2 separate regions of the Homo sapiens genome follow, and region 1 is linked to region 2. The links are chromatin contacts, found by Hi-C or POLR2A ChIA-PET in ENCODE. All regions are on one chromosome and are shown on one strand. The core of a region is the stretch at or near the end of the contact, and the rest is flanking DNA. Distances in the headings are between cores, read along the strand shown. Region 1 overlaps CPNE5 (copine 5). Region 2 overlaps STK38 (serine/threonine kinase 38).

The links. A loop is a pair of places that touch in the nucleus more often than their neighbours do. ChIA-PET counts read pairs that join two places held with the same protein, here RNA polymerase II (POLR2A). Pooled maps may share reads with other maps.
Region 1: a pooled map shows a loop between it and region 2 (4-fold over the local background). The contact joins two enhancer-like sites. A Hi-C loop is called at or near these places in 1 of 37 single-sample maps with no recorded cell type and 3 of 50 pooled maps. POLR2A ChIA-PET finds 5 or more read pairs at or near these places in 3 of 52 experiments (IMR-90, K562 and OCI-LY7).

Annotation. Positions count from the first base shown.
Region 1 is chr6:36,749,308-36,755,996 of GRCh38, reverse strand. CPNE5 (copine 5) reads left to right here. Exons shown (of 21, transcript NM_020939.2): 14 at 2,902-2,963. Among named protein-coding and RNA genes, the nearest start is that of RAB44, 55 kb to the right of the region's middle. RefSeq lists an enhancer at 1-635. Within about 2 kb of position 3,468, at least 14 of the 41 ENCODE cell types and tissues checked have a DNase peak (open chromatin) inside an H3K27ac peak, as active enhancers do.
Region 2 is chr6:36,513,466-36,520,428 of GRCh38, reverse strand. STK38 (serine/threonine kinase 38) reads left to right here. Exons shown (of 14, transcript NM_007271.4): 6 at 2,589-2,712; 7 at 4,937-5,091. Among named protein-coding and RNA genes, the nearest start is that of STK38, 31 kb to the left of the region's middle. Within about 2 kb of position 5,713, at least 3 of the 41 ENCODE cell types and tissues checked have a DNase peak (open chromatin) inside an H3K27ac peak, as active enhancers do.

The DNA of each region.
Region 1 (6,689 bases), core at 2,219-4,718, 240 kb before region 2:
CTTCCTGCAGGAAGGAAGAGGAAGAGAAGTCGTATTTATTGGGCCCCTACCCTGGGAAATTCCCCACGTTGGTGCTTTTCACAGGTTGTTGCCCTGAGAGGCAGATATTATCATCCCCTAGTCATGAAAGAGGAAACCAAGGCTGCAAGCAGGAAAGTGACTCAGCCAAGGTCACACAGCTAGAAAGTGGTAGAGATGGGACTCAACATGACATCTCACTCCAGAGCTGGCAGCTGCTACGGGCGCTGCCCCTGCTTAACCGTGACCTTCCTGGGATGACACGCCGGCCTAGTGGCTTCTCGGGGCTGGTCTTGAGGACATTCATACGCTTCTTCAGCAAATACTTACTGAGTGCTACTGTGTGCCAGGCACTATTCTAGGCACATCAGATACAGCTGGAAACAAGACAGACCCAAATCCCTGGTGCTTATATTCTAGTGGGAGGAGACAGAGAAAAAAAAAAAACACACACACACACACACACATGCCTGTGTGTGTCAGTTGATTATGAGAGCTATGGAAAAAGTATAAAGGGTAAAGGGACAGGCAATGGAGGAAGTATTGAGGATACTGGGGAAAGGGAATTCCAGCATTCCTGCTGTAGAGAACAGCACATGCAAAGGCCCTGAGGTGGAGCTCACAGTGCATTTCTAGAACAAGCCACTTTCTCTGCAGTGCAAACACACCCAGATTCATCCTCTCTGTGTTCCTTCCTCACTCTAGAGGCCCATGGCTAGTGCAGCCAAGCCTGGTCATTTGAGTCAGGCAGACTGTATCTCCAGACCTAGAAGAGGTTTTCAGGAGCTCTGGGGTTCCTCTGAGAAGCCTCATTTTCTCCGTCTGTAAAGTAGGACTAATAAATCATCCCCACCTTGCCACTGCACAGGGCAGCTGTGACAGACACATGGGAGATGCAGGCTTGTGAACTGTAAAATTACTCTGCTCATTCAAAGGGGACTGAACACCACTTCTTTGATTGTAACTGCTTCACAGACTGGGGCTTGGAGTCATATTTCCTTTGTCCAAGGCTGCGGTGTTTCTTAGTGGAGAGGCTGTCAGCATTTGGGCAGGAAAATTCTTCATCTCACAGGATGTTTAGCACCCCTGGCTGCTGCCCATAGCTACCAGTAGAGCCCCAGTCATTATGAGAACCCCCAAAATTCTCCCACGCCTTCCTAAATTCCCCTAGGGAAGACAGCACCTTCCCCAGCTGGGAATAAAAAGGTTCAAAAACCACTGATCTCATCCAGCCTTCTTACTTTAGAGACGAAGAAACTGTGGCCTAGAGAGGGCATGCGATTTGTCCCAGGTCACACAGTGAGCTGGAGACAGAGCGGGCCTAGGCCCAGGTCTCTTGACTTTCCTTTTACTCCAGCATTTCCCCATCTTCATCGCGAAAAATCACCCGGGATGCAGAAAGCTTGCTGAAATACAGACGCCCAGGCCAGTTCCCTGGGATTCCACTTTAGGAGGCCCAGGAATCTGTGTTTAGTGCTTTTCATCCCTTACTTATGGTGTGCAGAATCCCCTGGGGATCTTGTGAAAATGCCAAGAATCTGCATTTCTGCATTTCTACCTGGCATCGAGGTGATGCTGACGCTCTGGTCTAGGGACACTACCCTTTGAATAGGGGAAAGTCTGCTTTCACCCTGCGAGCCCCTGGGTGAACCCATATGGTCAGGGCAGTTAGGGCATTGCTTCATCCTGGGGGTTGGAATGGGGAGTGGTCAACTGTGTCTGCAGATTAGACTTACGTGAAGAGCTAAAAAAAAAAAAAAAAAAGAAGATCTCTGAAACATTCATGTAGCCCCGGAAACTCGGCTATAATGGGTCTGGGCTGCAGGATGATCTAAGAGCCCCCAGGGCATCTCATGGTCATCAGTCAGGGTTGAAGCCACTGCCGTGGTTCCTAGTAAGTCTGAGCTGCCACACTTGGAAGGAGGCCTGTGGTTCATCCAGGTGCCTAATACCTTAACCACAATAGCTGGGGGTCTTACTGCCAAGTAAGGGTGGTGCTCTCACCTGGCCCTCCCAATGAGCCTGTAAAAACAGCTGAATCTTCATGAATAGGGGGCTCCCAAACTACCAGAGAGGAGTTCGTTCTCTTACACAGGTGAAAGGTCCTCTGCCCTAATCTTGTCTCATATAATTGGCCTAGGATGCCAGGCTTTCATTTGTCTCCTTGATTCTAAATTGTTATGATAATGAGCTGCCAGGTAGCTGCCTGTCTTGGCAAAGCCAAAGCTAACTTTGCCAGGGCATAGGTTAAAAGGCCTCTGCTTGGGGGAGGGGGCCTGGGGTAGTCAGTTACCTCTGGGGAAAAGGATGGGCTACTTATGAGGCAGGATCTTGGGTCTGAGAGGGATGAGATGGGACCAGTAAGATTTAAGATAAGCACAGTCCAAAGAGGCACATTTCAGGACTAATAGCTCTAGGCACATGGAAGCCTGAAGCTGGTCGGCATTGGCAGGTTGTTAGGCCTGTGCCAGGAGGGCCCCCTTGTCCTCCACACCCCACCCTAGGTCCCTGGGGCTGAAGAGCCAGTGCCCACTTAGAGGAAACTAACACCCTTGGCTTGGACCCCGGTTCCACTGACACAGATGGGACCCTTCCGTCAAGGTCAAGAGTGCAGGCTCTGAAGTCAGACACACCCTGGTTTCAGATCCCTTCTCTGCCCTGGCAGTGTCCTTGGGCACATTGCACCACCTCTTTGGGTTTCAGTTTCCTTGGCTATAAAGTGGGGATAATAATAGTACTTCATGGGGTGGTGTGGGCAGTGCATGCAGTCATGCATGCAAAACTGGCACATGCCGAGTGTTCTGTCAATGTCAGCTCTCGAATCATAACCCATCTCCCCTGACCCCAGGCTCCCCACTGACCAAGCTCCCTTTTGTTTTGAAGGTCACCCTGCTTTCCTTTGCTGTGGAGTCAGAGTGCACCTTCCTTGACTACATCAAAGGAGGGTGAGAAGAGATACAGCCAATTTCATGGGCCTTGGGGAGAGGGAAAGGGCCCCACACACCGACAGGACCGGCTCTGGCCCCACCCTGGCCTCTTCAAAGCCCTGGTTGAAGGCTGTGGTGCTGGGCTCTGAGCAAACCCTGGTGTTTGGGCTGAGACAACTCATCCAGAGCCCTGCACATCCCCAGATCCCAAGCAGCTTGGAGGGAACTCCTGAGCCAAGGAGGCTGGCCTGGGTCATGTCAGGTCTCCATGCAGAGACAGGACCTGGAGCTGGTAGGGACTCCGTGACAGAAAGCCAAGGGCTTGGGGATGTAGAAAGAACCCTGCAATAGGAGTCAGGAGGCCCAGGCTCTAGGCCTCTCTTTGCCATTAATTTGCTGGGTTCCTTTGGGTGAGTCATTTTTCCTCTCAGGGTATCAGTTTCCTCCTCTGTACACAAAGAGAACGGAATAGGTAAGTGTTAAGGTTCCTTACAGCTCTGAGCTTCTGACACCTCTGATCTGTCTGGTTGGGGGAGGGGGACAGTGATTAACCTGCTCACTGTTATTAGGGCCCTGTAAGGGCAGCGGGATTGGGGATAAGCCAGGGATTGGTCCTGGGGCCAGCAGGTGGTCAAACATGAGTTTAAGGAGCAGAAAGAACCACCAGGCACAGTGTCTAGGCCCAGACAGATGGGGGAGCCAGGAGGCCCCAGCCAGCAGCTCACGGAAAGAGCCTGGCTCTAAGGGTAGAGCCTGCCCAGCATGCTGCCTGCCAGGACAGGTGCCAGGTCAGGGCGTGGGCAGCCAAGAGCCCGCAGGTGAGTGACTGCACCTGTCTGGAAAGGAGACAGGCAGGAGCAACTGCCAAAGGCTCATCCCAGCCAAGTGGACCCTTGGCTGCCTGGTTCTCCAGGGCAGAGGGAGAAGTCAGGTCCTGGGAAGCCACACTCACTTTCCCATGACAACACTCCCTGCTGCCTTGAGCTTGCAGTCTCAAGGCTGCAAGCTCTCCTCCTACCCACTGAGCACACACCCTGCCTCCAGTCACTCAGGAGCTCCTCTGCTCTTACCTGCCCCTCCTCTGGGCTGACTCCAGACCCCGCCTTTGCACTCTTCCCCCATCAAAATTGCTTCCCTCTCAATCCCATTAATCAGCCACCCCTTACAGTCCATAGCACCTGGTAACTCTCAAACACCCCTCATCCTGTTTATTTTTATTTATGTTTATTTTATTTTATTTTATTTTATTTATTTTTTGAGACAGAGTCTCGCTCTGTCACTCAGGCTGGAGTGCAGTGGCACAATCTCGGCTTACTGCAACCTCCGCCTCCTGGGTTCAAGCAATTCTCCTGCCTCAGCCTATCAAGTAGAGTAGCTGGGGCTACAGGCATGCGCCACCACCCCCAGCTAATTTTTGTATTTTTAGTAGAGACGGGCTTTCACCATTTTGGCCAGGCTGGTCTCGAACTCCTGACCTCAGGTGATTCGCCTGCCTCGGCCTCCCAAAGTGCTGGGATTACAGGCATGAGCCACCACACCCAGTCCATCCTATTTATTTTTTTCATTTGCATAGTACCCCCAACTTACAGAACACAGTGGGCAGGATCAGAACAGTTATCCCCATTTTACAGAGCTTGCCTGAAGCCACACGCCTAGATGGTGGCAGGGTTCCTTCTCCCATAACATGCTGCCTTTCATTCTATAGTAATGAATCAGTCTAGCCTGCCTGACTTGCAGTTAGCGGGTGGGGTGGGATGAAGATGGAGACTGATGAGTTAAAGGGCTGGATGCTGTGAGGTTTCATCGAAAAGGAGCCCTCAGAGGCTGAGCTAAGCTGGTGCCACCCATACTGGGCAGGTTATAGCCCCAGAGCCAGCCCTCTCTTTAAACTCTCTGGAGAGCCTGAGTGAGGGAGCTGGCTCCAGGGACTGAGAGCCTGGCATGCATGCCCAGGCAGGAAGCTGATGTCTAGGGATCCTCTCCTCCCTGGCCTCCCTCACCTGCCCACCTGGACCCAGGAGGAAGGGTATGGGTACTTTGGCCCCACTGTCAGAGGAGGAGCTGGTTGCTCAGCAGCCTGTGTTCTACCCTTAGGCAGGAGACACTAGGCTGCTGCGAGTAATTTTCCCACAAGAGGATCTGCTTTCCAATTGCTTCCTTTCCCAAGGCTTTTCAGAACCCAGGGCAGGGGAGGACTAGTTAGAGCAAGGCCTGCCTTTCCCCTCACCCTGTATTTGGAAGAGCCAGTCCAACAGTGTCCCTCCAGTATAGTCCCACAGGCCAGAATCATCTTCCCAAGAGTGGCCCTGGGAGCGGGACTTTCACCCTCCAAATGTCTCCCTACCTCTAACAAAGACATGCGTTCTACATTCCACACTGAAGCGGGGGTGACAACAAACAGCAGATGAGTATGGTAGGTCAACTGCTGTAACACATAATTCCCTAACCTCAAGCCTTCATACCAATAAAGGTCTGTTTTTCATCTGTGGGATGGCAGGGTTGGGTGGGGAGATGATCCACGCAGTCATTCAGGGACCCAGGTTCTTGCTAGCTTTGCGGCTCCTTCTATCCTACTGCCTGGAATCCTCTGGATGCTCTGCCCCCAGCCAGCAGAAGAGGAGAAAGAGGTGGGGATGACTGTCTGTGGCCAGCAGACCCTGGCTGGGGTCTCCTGCTAACCATGTCCTTGACATTTCCCTGGGGGTGAGTGAGGGTTCCATGAGCAGCAGCTCAGCTGTGATCAGGTGGTTTCTGATAGGGACCTTCTGCTGTGTCTGTGACAGGGATCTTGGGCTGATAGAGCTGTGGTTTCTGATAGGCACCTTCTGCTAAATGCAAGTGAGGTGAGGCCTACCTGATCTTACATCATCCATAGCCCCAACTAAGAATTACTAGAACAGAGTTTTCCCCAGCGTTATCCCAGCCTCGTGTCCTCATAATCCCTGGATGAAGGCAGTGGACATTTTTTCAAGAGGTAGATTCTGGGAGCCACTCCAGACAAACTCAATTGGCATTTCTGGGGTGGAGCCCTGGAATCTTCTTAAGCAAGCACCCGTAGTGATTCTATGCTCACTGCCGTGTGAGAACCATAAGACTAGACTTTATCAGGGACTTGTGTTTGTCAGCTTTGTTCTGTCTGGACCCGGCAGAGAACCTAGAATGGCCAAGCCCTCAGAAAGTCTCAAGCCTGAATCTGAATCCTCAAAACCTAACTTTTTATTATAGAAAACGTCAAACACATGCAAATGTGGAGAAAAGGTATAATCAACATGCAAGTACCCTTCACCCAGCTTCAGCCATTACCACATCATAGCCAGTCTTGTTTCATGCACTCCACCCTTCATTCAGTCATTTATTATTATTTTTTATTTTAGTGGGTTTTTTTTTTTTATTTTTGAGGTCTCACTATGTTGCTCAGGCTGGCCTTGAACTCCTAGTGTCAATCAATCCTCCCACCTCAGGCTCCCAATATCCAATTTGAAGCAAATCCCAGCCATCATATTTTATCCCCAAATGCTTTAGGATGTCTTTCTAAAACATAAGGACTCTCTCTTTATCAAACATAACCACAATACCATAACCACACCTAAAAAATTAACAATTCCTTAATACTAAATATCTAGTAAATGTTTACATCTCCCCAATTATCTTATAGTTTTAAAATTGGTTTGTTTGAGTCAGAAATCCAGGCAAGAGCCATAGGCTGTGATTGGTGGGTTGGTCTCTTAATTCTCTTTTCATCTA
Region 2 (6,963 bases), core at 4,464-6,963:
AAGTACATATGATTTTCAGTTAGTAATTTTATGTATACCAGGTGCCCCGCATGGTTTCTAACAGAGGATGATCCAGACATAATGTGTAAAAAGCCTTTTCGCAAATATTGTGCCTTCAAAATCACTTTCTAAAACTTTCCTAAATGAAAGTAAAGAAACTATTAGAATTAACATTTTAAATGATGCATTAACTTATGGATTAAATGGTACATTAACTTAAATTGTTTAGCTCACCTTAGCTGAGAACTCAACTCCTCAACTTAACAGATCTCATTATGAGCCAGTTAAAGTCTCTGGCCACAGACTCTACCTGGCTTAGCCATCTTGAAGAAGCATGCATTGGTTTTGTGCTAGATAAAAGATGGAAGTAGACCAGTGCAAATTCATCACCATTTTGGGGTAGGGCTGACAAAGTAGAGGTACAGAGGCAAAATTGTTTTTTTGTTTGCTTTTACTAAATAAACTGGGTAGGAATTAAAGCTACCCACTGAGAGTTCAGGTTATTTTTCTGCTCCACGTGGTGGAAATTTTTGCTACCTGGAAAAATTTAAAGGGTAAGACATGACATCTAACTAGCTTCTGATGTTTCTCTTCCAGTGCAAAAGGAAAACCTTCAGTTGTGATGCCAGTATACAGTTATTGATGGGACAAAAAACTGGCTTTTATTTCTGCTTTCTTAGGGCACAGGATAGCAACTAGCACCCCCCACCTTATTAAATATTTATGGAATAGGGGAAAGAGAACCTTTTTGTATAAATTGCACCTCAGACTCTTCCCTCCCTTAATCTATATTCAGCCAACTCCACTTTCAAACCATGAGGTTTCTTGCTACTGTTTCAGCCTCAAGAGAAAGGCAAGGTGTGCTCATGGTAGCTTTCCCCTTGACAAACAGGAAATGTTATGGGCACCATTGTGTCCTCCAGGGTGAGTGACAAGTGGTAATTGTAGTGCCTCTCCTTTTCTCTGGCTCCCTGCAGTAGGTAGGGAGCTTAATGGGAGCCAGGGGAGACAGGCAGATGAAGGCTGCCTTCTACTGTATTAATGTCTTGTAGTGACTGGGTCCTAGCCATGGCTGTGGGGCAGCAAGCAATGTTACTGTTTCCCAAAAGCTTTGCTTCTGTATTAAGGTCAAGTAAAGGCAGATGCTTTACTTGGTTTCATTGTGTTTCATAGCACTGTTTCTTTTCACCCTTATTGTCCATTTTTTCCCACCCCAATACCATAAGTACAGATGTAAAGATGTAGGTTTTCTGTACAGTTGCAGCTTTTAAAAAAATTCCCCAAAGAATGATTTTAGTAGATACTGAAAACTCAAATACATAAAGTCAAATGCCTCTGGGCCTCCAAGAGTTAGCATAGAAGCCTGAAGCAAGTTAGATATAAGACCAGGGGAGAGGGTGTTGAAATGGAAGAGTAATGGAAGAGTGCCTTGTCTCCCTAAAGACATGTCAATAAAACAAGCATCATATCAAACATTGTATTAAACCAAACAACAGCCATGGACTAAATTTGCCAACAGCCATGGACTAAATTTGCCAATTTGTGAACCTTGGTACATGTTTTACTTCAGAACATGTTGTAAAAAGTCAAGACCTGTAGCATATGTTAAGACCAAAACCACTATTCAGGGATTGGACTGAGTCTTAATAAATTTAGATCTGAATCAACCCAATTTAGACCTTGTGACACTTAAAAAAGAGGGGAGGGGCCAGGCATGGTGGCACACACCTATAATCCTAGCTACTTAGGAGGCTGAGGCAGGAGGATCACTTTAGACCAGGAGTTTGAGGCTTCAGTGAGCTATGATCACGCCACTGCACTCTAGCCGGAGTGACAGAGCGAGACCCCATCTTGTTTTAAAAAAAGTGTGTGTGGGGGGGATTTGATAATATGCAGTGATGTTTGATTACTGTTCTGCATTTAAAGTAAATAAGGTAAATTTGATAATAAAGCATTGCTTTAACAAAATAATTCCGGTTCTCTGAAACTTTCTACAACTTGGTCCTTTATAGGTATTTCAGTAAAAGTATAAAATTGGAAATGTCATTAATTTGAATCTACAACTTTTCATAGGTGTTCTTGTATTTCAATTCAGTAAGGATTGATTGAGCACATAGCAGTGAACTAAATGCTGTGGTATCATAGCATTCTAGAATTTGTCAGTGAGCTCACTGTTGTTGCAGATACTAGTGCAGACCCGAGGAAGAACTTGGAAGAGAGTCTCACTTTGGGGACTTATTTTTATCATAAAAGATTATTAGACAAAACTCTATGCAAAAGAGTAGTAATTTTAACTAATCAGAGATTCAGTTTATAGCAGTGTTAAAGTTGCTATTTGCATTAAAGCCATTCATTTTGCCATTTTTTAAAGCCTTTCATCACTCAAGTTTTCATCACTGAATACCTTGAAGTCAAATGTTGTCAATTTTGAGTTAGTAGGTTTGCCTAAGCAGAAATTGGATCTTTTATATCATCACGATTAAATACTCAAAACAGTATTTAAGCACAGTATTTAAATTGTTTAAGCAAATATACAATCTAATAAAGCAGAGCAAGCTTTGTCATTAATCAAATGCATATACCTCCAGGTTGGCCACATTCGTGCGGAGCGTGACATTCTAGTGGAGGCAGACAGTTTGTGGGTTGTGAAAATGTTCTATAGTTTTCAGGATAAGCTAAACCTCTACCTAATCATGGAGTTCCTGCCTGGAGGTAATTACTTGACGATGAAAGGTCATTTTTTCTTTTTGTTCTGTGGTTTCTTTCTCTCACATCACGATTAACCCTCCTTTCTACTTTTAAATGTGCTCACAAAGTTGCTTTCTATATCCTTTTTTAGGTCTATAAAGGAAGTCAGTAACCTGTCTTGTGCTGGGGTGCCTTTCTACAATCTTAGTACCATAAAAGTAACCTGTTAATTCATTTACATGATTTCAGATGGACATTTCTTTCTTTTCTTCTTCTTTTTAAAATATATAGGAATAAATTAGGGTGCTCTGCCTGCTCTCCTGTCAATGGGAATCATATATGATCAATAACCCAAGTGACAACATTGAAGCTATAACATCCTTTGCTCCAAATTTTTGTTTCTTTTTGTATAACATATTAATAAGGAGTGAATTTTTTGTTACCCATATTAGTAGCCAGAAAAAATTTCTCATTTCTGAAATTTTAAGTTTTATGTAACTCAGCATGAGCATCTCCTAAGACAGCTCCAAAGTAAACCCAGAACAGAACATGCCATCTGTTCTGAGGAAAGCAGTCTGTTTGTCAGTGAGCAGATGAACTCTGAGCAAACTCTGGTGGGAAAAAAAAAGAGAGAGAACTTTTTTCTTTTTTGTTCCTATAATTGTGGCATAATATTTTGATTTTGTGACAACCCTTAGATTTAGGGTCATCAATACTTTTTAATAAAGAAACACATTTAATAAAAAATAAACAGTTGATTAATGTTAGAAAAGAGTCTGGTAGAATGAGGAGAAACTTTTTTAACATTTAGATGCTAGTTCTTAAATAAGAGTAAGAGCCAACTTGGTTACCAGCTCCTAACGTGTCCTCAAGCCTCAACCTGTACCATCTTCCGTAGCTTCTCATGTCTCCTGGACCCTGCCCTTTGCACTTGGTGGAGCTGGCCTGCAGAGCCATAGAGCATCTGGCCTGAGCTCTCCAATCATCTGGGCAAACTTGCACAGGCGAGGCCCCATTGACTGCTCTCCTGAGCCACAGAACTAAGGCCGTATAGCTACCTTACTGGGGTAGCAGCCCAAGTGCACTGTCTCCATGTGTCTGGTGGGTCTCCAGATTGAAGGGCTGCCAGGAGTGATTAGGAAATCATATTTTTTAAGTATTGGACTGAAAAAGAGCACTTTAATAAATGGTTTAATTTTTGCCTGAGGGAAAAATAGCTACTTTTCTCCAATAATACAAAACATAATGTTCTAAATGAAATGAAACTGAAAAAGCAGCATGATGCTCTGTTAAAATCAGAGGTTTCTTTCTCTTTTCCTTGTTTTCTAACATAAGTGACTTTATGTGAGGTCTAAACTGAATCTTTACTGTTTCTCTTAGTTTTAAACTCCTTATACATATTTTCTTTGCATTTCTCACTGTTGAGTTAGGACCTGAATCTTTTTCTGCCATTTTATGTTGCTGGTATTAGAAATGATGAAATTTTGACTTTGCAGAAAACTAACGAGGTTACCTTTTAACTGCTAGAATACTGATACTGTGTTTTAAAAGTTACATAAAGGGTACTAGTGTCCATTTAAATACCTATAATAACGCACTAGAGAAAAAAAAGCACTGACCTTGAGAGGTGTTCATTGTACTCTTCCAGGAGGCAGTTATTGCACATTCTAGTGTATAGCATTTTCAGTTCATTTTTAGCTTTTGTTGACTAATGCTTTGCTACCCAAGTCCTTCCTTTTTATTTGTTTGTGTTCTGTGAATAGAAGTTGGAAAGCTTGTTTTCAGCCTGCCCGAGTGTTTACATTTTTATTTGGCATTTCAGCCTCTCTATAACAATACATAGATTGTATGTGGAAGTGCCATTTAGTTACAGATGCAGAAAAGCTTGCAGATACTTGTTCAGGCAAAGTGAAAAGTAAAGTAGCATTTTACCCCGAGTCCAAAAAATTATCCTAAGCAAATACAGTTGTTTTTTAAAGTGTGGGAGAAATTTTCTTTTTCTCTCAAAAGTAAAATAGAAATCACAGCTTAGTGGTCAACCTTAGCTAGCTTAGGTGTGAAAATCCCATTTCTTCCCATGTTGGCCATGTGGGTCTATCTCTGGCACACAGAAGAGGTCTGTTTAGCCGCCTTATTTTGGCAGATAGGGAAGACATATCTGAAAATTGGTACTCACTCGTATGTTGTGTGTGTGTGTGTGTGTGTGTGTGTGTGTGTGTGTGGTGGCTTTGTATCTTCTTGTTTCCAGGGGACATGATGACCTTGTTGATGAAAAAAGACACTCTGACAGAAGAGGAGACTCAGTTTTATATAGCAGAAACAGTATTAGCCATAGACTCTATTCACCAACTTGGATTCATCCACAGAGACATCAAACCAGACAACCTTCTTTTGGACAGCAAGGTATTGGGGGGGCATTGGCATGAACTATGCACGTTTACTGATCTGAGCAGCCTCTGCTTTAACACCTGCACCCCTGTGGTCATCCCAGTGGGCGAGCTGTGACCTGCCTTGTCATGATTTTCCTTTTTTTTTTAAACAGGTAAGTTTGCTGTCACTTCCTTTCTCTGAAAGGCTATGGTTCTGTAATTTGGTTGAACATTTCTCTTAAAAATAAAGGAAACTTGAAAATAAGAGCAAAATTGATGTAGAGGGCAATTTTGTAATAAAGCCAAAGATAGTCACCTTCTCTTAGCATATAATTAACTGTGTTACTAATACATCACCTATCTAGAGCCCTTCTGTTGGGCAACCTCATCAGTTAATGAGGAACCCAGCCAAGAAGCAGGAAATGCAGTAACAACAAGAACCTGTAACAAAGTCCAGGTTCCAAATCATGCTCTCTGCTTAAAGAAGAGTCCTGCCCAGCCTCTTTTTTTTTTTTTTTTTTTTGAGATGAAGTCTCACCCTGTTTGCCCAGGCTGGAGTGCAGTGGCGCGATCTTAGCTCACTGCAACCTCCGCCTCCTGGGTTCAAGCGATTCTCATTGCCTCAGCCTCCCAAGTAGCTGGGATTACAGGCATGCACCACCACGCCCCTGCCCAGCCTCTTAAATGGCCTGTTTATTTTTATTTTTAGACATGCAGATAAGCGTAGTTGCCTAGTTCCTAAACTTACAGCAAATTAGAAGATAATCCCTGTGCTGCCAACTAACTTGCTAGATAACCCTTGGCAAATCTCTTTACCACCTGGATCTCACTGTTCTTATCCGTAAAGTGAAAATACTGATCTAGGAAACCCCTAAAATCCCGTTCACCTCTAAAACTCTAGAATGTTGTTTTCTGTTAAGCAGACTTGTTGTCTTGACTGAATTTTTCTTGTAAGGTGAAAAGTAAATTTATTTTCTAGGGTATTTTTCTTCTTTGAAGTCTTTTGGTGACTTTTTTGCTTTGCTGTCCTTGAAAAACCTGAAGTTGTTTTTTTTTTTTTGAGACGGTCTCATTCTGTCATCCAGGTTGAAGTGCAGTGGCACAGTTATAGCTCACTGCAATCTAATTCTTGGGTTCAAGGGATCCTCTTGCCTCAGCCTCCTGAGTAGTTGGGACTATAGGTGCATACCACTGTACCTTTTTTTTTTTTTTTTTTTGAGACGGAGTCTCGCTCTGTCGCCCAGGCTGGAGTGCACTAGGGCAGTCTCGGCTCACTGCAAGCTCTGCCTCCCGGGTTCACACCATTCTCCTGCCTCAGCCTCTCGAGTAGCTGGGACTACAGGCGCCCGCCACCACACCCAGCTAATTTTTTGTATTTTTAGTAGAGACGGGGTTTCACGGTGTTAGCCATGATGGTCTCGATCTCCTGACCTTGTGATCTGCCCGCCTTGGCCTCCCAAAGTGCTGGGATTACAGGCGTGAGCCACCAAGCCTGGCCTTTTTTTTTTTTTTTTTTTTTTTTTAATTTTTAGTAGAGATGAGGTCTCGCTTTGCTGCCCAGGCTGGTCTCAAACTGCCTGGTTTAAGTGATCCTCCCACCTCAGCCTCTCAAAGTCCTGGGATTACAAGTGTGAGCCACCACCTGCTTTTTTCTTCATTATAATGTGCAGAAGTGGAGTAGAATAGTGGACATCAAAGGCTAGAGAGTGTAGCAGAGACGGGGATATGGGAAGAGCCTGGTTAAAAAAAAGGCCGGGGCCGGGCATGGTGGCTTACGCCTGTAATAATCCCAGCACTTTGGGAGGCCGAGGCAGGCGGATCACGAGGTCAGGAGATCGAGACCATCCTGGCCAACATGGTGAAACCCCATCTCTACTAAAAATACAAAAATCAGCTGGGCGTGGTG